2 separate regions of the Homo sapiens genome follow, and region 2 is linked to region 1. Evidence: read pairs that join two places in POLR2A ChIA-PET (ENCODE). Cell type or tissue: PC-9. All regions are shown on one strand. Each heading gives the region's core, and the rest is flanking DNA. Links, peaks and the distances in the headings are about the cores only.

What was found. Peaks named below come from ENCODE experiments on the same cell type or tissue, not always from the same donor. Only the 100,000 strongest peaks of a DNase experiment are listed, where the experiment ranks them.
Region 2: POLR2A ChIA-PET joins it to region 1 with 8 read pairs; 4 of 35 experiments call an interaction of 5 or more read pairs at or near these places.

The regions. Positions count from the first base shown.
Region 1 is chr14:64,564,737-64,569,142 of GRCh38, forward strand. It overlaps PPP1R36 (protein phosphatase 1 regulatory subunit 36), which reads left to right. Exons shown (of 12, transcript NM_172365.3): 4 at 15-101; 5 at 621-718; 6 at 890-956; 7 at 3,613-3,711. Among named protein-coding and RNA genes, the nearest start is that of PPP1R36, 17 kb to the left of the region's middle. In PC-9, for the core only: no CTCF peak of the experiment used is centred there; no DNase peak of the experiment used is centred there; H3K27ac peaks cover 541 bases.
Region 2 is chr14:64,322,660-64,327,065 of GRCh38, forward strand. It overlaps a transcript of ESR2 not described here. Among named protein-coding and RNA genes, the nearest start is that of ESR2, 30 kb to the left of the region's middle. In PC-9, for the core only: no CTCF peak of the experiment used is centred there; a DNase peak (open chromatin) is centred at 2,362; H3K27ac peaks cover 1,120 bases.

The DNA.
Region 1 (4,406 bases), core at 72-4,071:
CATTTTTATTGCAGTTTTACACCTGCAGCAGAAGTCAAGGAAAAAGGAAAGAAAGGCAAAGCAGTTCACTTTGCAGAAACTGATGGTCCAGCTTCAGACAGGTAGATTAACTTCCCAATCATGCCAGAGTTGCTGATAGCATCTCTCAGTGGAATGGCTTCAGCCTTTACAAACTACGAAAATACCATTCCCATTATTCTAGGTCGCAATGCGAATACCCATCAAAGAAAGAACATGTGCTGTTTCAGCATTATGGTGGGAATTACGATAGTCCCGATAAATGTATCCTGTTAACTTGGCTGTTAGCACATCTTCAACTTTTTACAGTTTTTTAAAATTTGAAAATGATAGGTACACCAGAACAGATGATTTAAATGATCTATTTTGGATGGTATTTGTACTTACATTTTATATCAGGCAGTGAACATCCCTCTTGCCTTAATATAGTAAATAAAATGTTTAATAAAAAGCATTCCAAAATGATCGTACATCAAACAAAACCCATGTATGACACTCAGGCTCTTATTACTTTTTAATAAATGCTTCCTGCACCTCAGGATAGATTAAATACAACTAAAATATATTAAAACACTACTAGAAACTGTTATATTCCAAAACAGGTTGACAGATAAAAGACTTGCTGCAAAAGATGATAAGTCAGCTAAAGCTGTAGAGAAACGAGGTCAACAGGGCACCATTACACTGGATGATGTTAAATGTGAGTAACTGTTTCTTTATGCATACATAAACATACATCTGTACATACATACACATATCCATACATAAACATCCGCCCATCTACATATAACATCCATACATAAACGTATCTTGTGTGACTCTCTAAGGTAGCTCTTTGTCCCTCTCTCAATTGTTCATTTTCTCTTTTCAGTTGTTACTTTGCTTTTGCTACAAGATACTGAGATGCAGCGGATCTGTTCTTTTACAACATTTATGAGGTATCTATTGCTTATGAGTCATTTTAGATCTTTTATCCTTTATTTTTCAGTAACTTCATCTGATAAGTGATGACAAATCTGATTTTTAGAGGAAGAGCGTGAGGCTGGCTCTATGCAAGCCATCCTCTCAGGACCTAGTCACAAAGACTGCGACCAAAGAGTCAGGGAGAGGAAGCCAGAAGTCATGGGAACCCCAGATAAAATCCCAGGGCAAGTAGTATGGAGAGCATGCTGTCAGAGTCTCACATGGACTGTGCTATTTTTATATAATAGTTAAAGGATATACCCATTTACTGGCCAGGTGCGGTGGCTCACGCCTGTAATCCCAACATTTTGGGAGGCCGAGGCAGGTGGATCACAAGGTCAGGAGTTTGAGACCAGACTGGCCAACGTGGTGAAACCCCGTCTCTACTAAAAATACAAAAATTAGCTGGGCGTGGTGGTGGGCGCCTGTAATCCCAGCTACTTGGGAGGCTGAGGCAGGAGAATTACTTGAACCTGGGTGGCGGAGGTTGCAGTGAGCTGAGATTGTGCCAATGCGCTCCAGCCTGGGTGACAGAGCAAGACTCTCTCAGACCAAAAAAAAAGAAAAATACAAACATTAGCCAGGCGTGGTGGCAGATGCCTGTAATCCCAGATACTTTGGCGGCTGAGGCAGGAGAATCGCTTGAACCTGGGAGGCAGAGGTTGCAGTGAGCCAAGATCATGCCATTGCACTTCAGCCTGGGCGACAGAGCAAGACTCCCTCTCAAAAAAAAAAAAAAAAAGATATACCCATTTACTGAAGATCACTTTTCTCTACTAGTTATGTTTGGCAGCCCCAGGATGTGCTAGGTGTGTGACTCTGGGTAAGTTTCTTGACCTTTGTAAGCCTCAGTCTCCTCAGCTACAAAATTGGGAAGTAATTGTGTAATTGTGGGCCCTTTGTATGGCTATGCGTGGCTGTGCCTCACGTGGCCTCAGCACCGCGAACGCTCAGTGAGAGTTGGGTGCCCGATGCCATTTGCACCCCTCCCCATTCCCTCTGCACACACATACAGGCTGCTTGTGGCAACTGCCTGAGACTCGGCCTGAAGGGCTCATTCCACCACAGGCACACACTCAGCCTGACTGCAGGGCAAGTTCAGAGCTAGGGAATCAGTGCCCTAGAAGCAGCCCTCATTCAGTGCCCTGCTGGTGGAGGAGTTGATAGGTAAACTCTTGAGATGTTTTCTACACTGTCTCCCAGAGTCACTGCAGGACTGAACTCCACTTAATTGTTAACAGCCTCTTTGTTGGCTTCCTTTCCTTTCCTGTCTCATTTCCCCACTTTCTTACTGATGTTTCCTGAGATCACTCCCAACTAAACTGTTCACTTTCAAGTATTTGGCCCAGTGTCTGTTGCTGGGGGAACCCAGCCTGAGACAGGGAGTTATTAATATCTTGAAAAGAAAATCTGTAATGCTCACCCTCATCCTGCTCTTTAGGTATAGTTCAGTAAAGCAATGCCAGAGAAAGAATTTCCATCTGGGGCCACAAAGAAGGCAGCAAAAGTCTTGAAAAATATTTAGAAAGAAAACAGTGACTTCTAGTTAAAAACAAATGAGAGAACATTGTAAATCAGTGCAGCCTTTTTGGAGAGCAAGGCACATACACTCTGTGGTAGCAATTTCACTTCTGTCTATAATATTTTTAAAAAAACCAAATACCCACAATAGAAAACTAGGTAAATATGAGGTATAGAATATTCTATTCAGCTCTTTAAAAGAAAGACGGAAATCTACATATAATATCATAGAAAGAGGTCTATGCTACGCAGAAAAGTGACAAAAGCAAGTTGCAAAGAATTGTATGTATAGTATTACGCCACTTATTACCAAAAAACATTTTGAAGGCATATATTCATGTACATGTGTATATGTTGGTGGAGGAGGATGTTACATGTGATTGTCTATGTTTTCGAAAGTTTAGAAAGGATTCATACCAAACTCTTTTTTTTTCTTTTTTTGAGATGGAGTCTCGCTCTTTTGCCCAGGCTGGAGTGCAGTGGCACAATCTCAGCTCATTGCAACCTCCACCTCCTGGGTTCAAGCGATTCTCCTGCCTCAGCCTCCCAACTAGCTGGGATTACAGGGATGCACCACCACGCCCGGCTAATTTTTGTAATTTTTAGTAGAGATGGGGTTTCGCCAGGCTGGTCTCGAACTCCTGACATCAAGTTATCCACCCACCTTGGCCTCCCAAAGTGCTGGGATTACAGGCATGAGCCACTGTGCCTGGCCCATACCAAACTCTTAATAGTGGTTACCACTAGGGAGTAGGATGGTGACAGAGGTAGGAGGAGAGAATTTTTACTTGATACATTTCTCTACATTTTTTAAACAATGGAAATATATTGTATAATAACTTTTTAAAAATTAAAATTAATTAGTAAGCACAACTATAAGAATTTAGTGTTTGACCTCTCCAAAAGTTTTACTTACAAAAACCAGATTTCTTAAATTTTTAAATATATAGTAGATATAATTTTAAGTGGTAAATTAGTTCTTTGATAGGCATGATAACATAGTTTTCTACTTATTCTTGTGTTGTGTGCTCATATATTTTTTATGAGAAATCTTACATTTGAAATAGGTTAGCATTGACTCTTTTTTTGTTGTTTCAAATCTCCCCATAGGAATAAGAATCTTGATAATTTCCTCATGGCATTATTGTACTACTTATCCCATTACTTGGAAAAAAACTCACTGGAAAAGAAACCCAAAAGCTATATGGTGTAAGTAAGATTTTATAGTGTGCTTTAGAGTTTTATCACTGCCAGTATTAAAAGTAACTTTTGTCTAGGATAAAGAGATGATGGAAATTTTTAAATCTTTGAGATGTACTAAGACATTTTACATGGGAAGAGTGTGTCAGTTTTTAAAGCTCACTGGATAATTTATATGTGTAGTCCAGCAACAAAATATTCCAACTGATACAGACTAGCATTGCACAGTAATGAGATAATGAAAGCCATGTATGTAATTTTAAATTTCTGGTAAACATATCTTAAAAATGTAATAAGATACATGTGAAATTAATTTTAATAGTGTCTTTTATTTAACCCAGTGATGCAAAAAATATTATCATGCAACAGTAGTTGATATATCAAGTTATTAATGAGATGTGTTACTTTTTTGTAGTAAGTCTGGTGTCTATTTTATACCTATAATATATCTCAATTCATACTAGACACATTCTCAGTAGCCACATGTGGCTAGTGGCAACCATCTTGAAGGTGCAGATATAGTTGTTGTTTGTGTGCTTTTTATGCTTACAAAGTTCTTGCTAAAGGGCTTGTAAGCATCCAATTAAAAAAAATCTAAGAATTAAAAAAATTAATATATTTGGCCAAAGTGGCATTCCACATCACAGGAAAAAAAATTCAAGGTTTCTTAGGCTACTTATAAAGAATTTAAATGCTTTAGCTTT
Region 2 (4,406 bases), core at 166-4,165, 240 kb before region 1:
GGATGTAAAGGAGAATGATTTACTCTTAAATGAACTGCTTCTATCCTTTTGCAAATAGTAATCTGACAATGGCTATTAGAATTTAAAATACGCACTGTGACCCTATCAGCTCATATTTGTCAATTAATCCCCTAGCAACAAAAGCACCAGTGTGGAAGGATATAAGTTGAAAGATACTTATTTTCACATTATTTGTAGTGACCAAAAGAAGGAAATAATTATATCATCCCTCAAAAGAGAAATGGTTGAATAAATTAAGATACATGCATACTATAGAATATTATACAGTTATTAAAGGAAGAGCTATATCTTTTAACTTAAGATACAACCATGAGGCACTACTAAGTAGAGGAAGTTGCAGAATATTTTTATTAGAATGATCTTAGTTTTGTGAAGACACCATTACCCTTTATATATGTTTACATATTTCCATAACTATGGGAATGGTTAACATTGGTTACTGAGGTGACATGGGCAGAGAGAAAATTATTATTTCCTTTAAACTGTTTAGCATAGCTTTAAGTGTTGGGGTAGGCACATGTTATTTTGTTTTTTGTTTGTTTTTTGAGACAGGGTCTCACTCTGTTGCCCAGGCTGGAGTGCAGTGGTGCAATCTTGGCTCACTGCAACCTCTGCCTCCCAGTTTCAAATGATTCTCCCACCTCAGCCTCCCAGGTAGCTGGGACCACAGGCATGTGCTACCGTGCCCAGGTAATTTTTGTGTTTTTAGTAGAGACAGAGCTTCACCATGTTGGCCAGGCTGGTCTTAAAACTCCTGACCTCGAGTGATCCCACCTCGGCCTCACAGAGTGTTGAGATTACAGGTGTGAGCCACCATGCCTGGCCAAGCACACGTTATTTTGTACAATCTTAAGAAAACTTAATAAAGGATTATTTTTATTTGCATGGATTAACCATTCAATGTATTATTTCCATACACATATTCAAAGGCAGAGGTGGAGGCTAGATGAGATGATATATTTATCTTTAAACTCTATATGGTCTACTGTTGACCTTACTTCATTAAGTCCTATTTTGTTTGTTTGTTTTGAGATGGAGTCTTGCTCTGTCGCCTAAGCTGGAGTGCAGTGGCACGATCTCAGCTCACTGCAACCTCCACTTCCCAGGTTCAATCGATTCTCCTGCTTCAACCTCCCAAGTAGTTGGGATTACAAATGTGAGCCACTACACCTGGCTAATTTTTGTGTTTTTAGTAGAGACAGGGTTTCTCCATGTTGGCCAGGCTGGTCTTGAACTCCCGACCTCAGGTGATCAGCCCACCTCAGCCTCCCAAAGTGCTGGGATTACAGGCGTGAGCCACTGCCCCCAGCCAGTCCTATATGTTTGTAAAATCTGTGGTTGTTCAATAAGTATTGAATAAATGAATGAATAAGCAAATCATTCAGTTTGTGAGTAAAAGAAATGAGTGCGGTAGCCAGACTTTTAAGATGACCACCAATGATCTGCACCGCGCCGCCTGGTACCCTTATAGTCTCGAACAACATTGTATCAGGTTGGTCTGTTTGACTGATAGAATATGGCAGAAGTGATGTTATGTAACTTACAAGAAGAGATTATAAAAGACACTAAACTTTCCATATTATATTGATGGTTTTATCTGTCAAATATGTACACAGTGAAAAAACTGAAGATATGGGAAAGGGCATGTTTTTTGATAAAATTAGAAGCATAACTCTAAGGATTTTTCCCCCTCACTTTTCCAATGTTAAGTGAAATATAAATAGTTTTTATCAGCTTTCTACACCAAATAAAGTTAAAGTTATTAATATTAGAATAATAAATAGTTAATTTCATTGCCCAAAATAACATCTATAATTCAGGAAAGTCTTTTTTCATAGTCTAATCTTTTAAAACATCATTAAAAGCAATTTTTCCTTCCAGGTATTTCAAGGATCTTTTGTTGTTCCCTATACTTTTCTTCAAGTTGGAATGATTCACAAACAGCTGTTCATAAAGATGATACAGCTGTTCCATTTGCTGAGTAAGCATCTGAATTTCCTGCTGAAGATCTTCTGTTCTCTATAGAAAAAGAAGGAAATACTTCCTGATAGTTAACAGTTACGTTTAGAGTGACATTGTGGGGACAATAAATTAGTAAATAGAGGCTAAAGGAAGACTATTAAGACTTGACATTTAAAAATTAATTTAAAAAGAAGTGGATCTGATACACAATAGTAAGACATTTTAGTTTGTAGAGTAATAAAGTCATAAAATAAGTTTTCAGAGATCAGAGGTTAAAAAATTATAGACTTCTGTTAATAGATGTAGCAGATGTCACTAGCATATTGAAACCTGATAGCCATATTCATTACATTCCACTGTTGATGGAGTGGAATTGCTGAGTCACAGGGTAGGATATATTCTGGTTTTAGGGATACACTTTGGTTTTAGGAGATATTGACAAATGCATTTCCAAATGGGTTGTACCAATTTAATCTCCTATCAGGAATGTAGGAGAATCCCGTTTCCTTGCCTAGCTCTGACATCATTTTAACCACATGCAAAATCCTCAATTATTTAACAAAAGAATGTAATACCTTCTGTTTCCAACCCACACATCATCCAAGATCTCCTGTCCTTTTATGCAGCTCTGGGATCTGAGTAAGCAAGTTTAGTTTCTGGACTTTTGTTGAGTAAAAGTAGGAAATAAGAGGAGAGAAAATTATTCATGAAATGATGAATTTGCATTAGAAAGAAGGTAGGAAAAAGAGGAAGGGAAGAGAAATTATGAGCAGCATAGACTGGATCTGGGAGAGTTTTTTAAGAGAATGGAGAGTTAGGCACAGGAGAAAAAGGTTTAGGATGTGATGTGAGAGATATAGTGAGAAAAGTTAAGAAAATGAAGGTGTTATTGTAAATTATGAATATTCCACCTTTTATTAAGAAAATTAGTTAAGGCAAATAATTAAGATTGGAATTACAGTTGACCCTTGAAGACCGATTTGAATTGCATGGGTCCACTGATAACGTGGATTTTCTTCTACTTCTGCTACCCCGGAGACAGCAAGACCAACCCCTCCTTTCCTTCCTCCTTCTCAGACTACTCAAAGTGAAGACGATGAGAATGAAGACCTTTATGATGATCCACTTCCACTTAATGATTAGTAAATATATTTTTTCTTCTTTATGATTTTCTTAATAACATTTTCTTTTCTCTAGCTTTACTGTAAGAATACAGTGTATAATACATACAACATACAAAATATGTGTTAGTCAACTGTTTATATTACTGGTAAGTCTTCCAGTCAACAACAGGTTATTAGTAGTTAAGTTTGGGAGGAGTCAACAATTATACACAGATTTTTTTTTTTTTTGCATGATGGCCATATCCCCTAACCCCAGATTATTAAAGGATTAACTGTACTGTCAACTAGTTTTGACAACTGAAATATTCTTTTATAAATGGAGCCAACACATAAATTGGATCATGTAGACCCTTGCTTTACATACAGATTACATTAAAAAGTGGTTATAGTCGAAGGAATTTGAAGAACACTTCCTCAGTACTATTTTACTTCCTCAGCAATATTTTACCCCCAACAGACTTCTATAAAATCTTCTCTTTTTATTCTTTTCTACTGACTACTCCTCAACCCTCCTTCACTCAATGAAGATTTGGGGCCTCACATTCTTCTTCTATACCAACTCATACCATAATTCAAGATTTCAGGGGTCACAGTAGATGATCGATCCAATAATACAGCTTTGTGATTCATGTGTGTACTTAATTCCAATGCCCTACACCTACACTCATTTATTATTTAATTATTTATTATTCTAATATTAATAACATTAACTTTTTTTGATGTAGAAAGTGGTTGTTAAAGCCAGATCATTCCAGCTCCCAAGAGTTGATTATTCATATCTCTTTCTAATTCTATGCTCAATGACATGTTGGTATCAAAAGTCAATGAATGCTCAAATTGGGTGCTTTTTCTCAAGAGCCAGTTTACCAGCACATGACTGCCTTTATACCCTACTTCAACCACCTACACCTAGATCCAAAAACAACCCTGGATTTTGTCATCAGCAGGAATTGCCCCATACCAGAAATATGAAACTCCGCTATCTTATTCTGTAACATGATCTCAGCTTTCAGCTTTCTCACAGCCCTATTACCCCTATACCTTTCTCTTCAGTATCACAGAGACCTTTAGGCCCCCCTTGCATTTTCTCTTAATATATCAGAAAGGCATAAAGGCTCCCAGTCAACCACGGTATAAAGGAACCATGGCTTCCTTCTACCCTCCCTTTGGGAGAGAACCAACAAACAACTCAACATTTCTCGATTACCTCCTAGAGTTAAACAAGATAACAAAAATTGTTTTTCTTCAAAAATCAATCAAAACTTATTCTCACCTTCATCATGAAAATATTCATGGTTC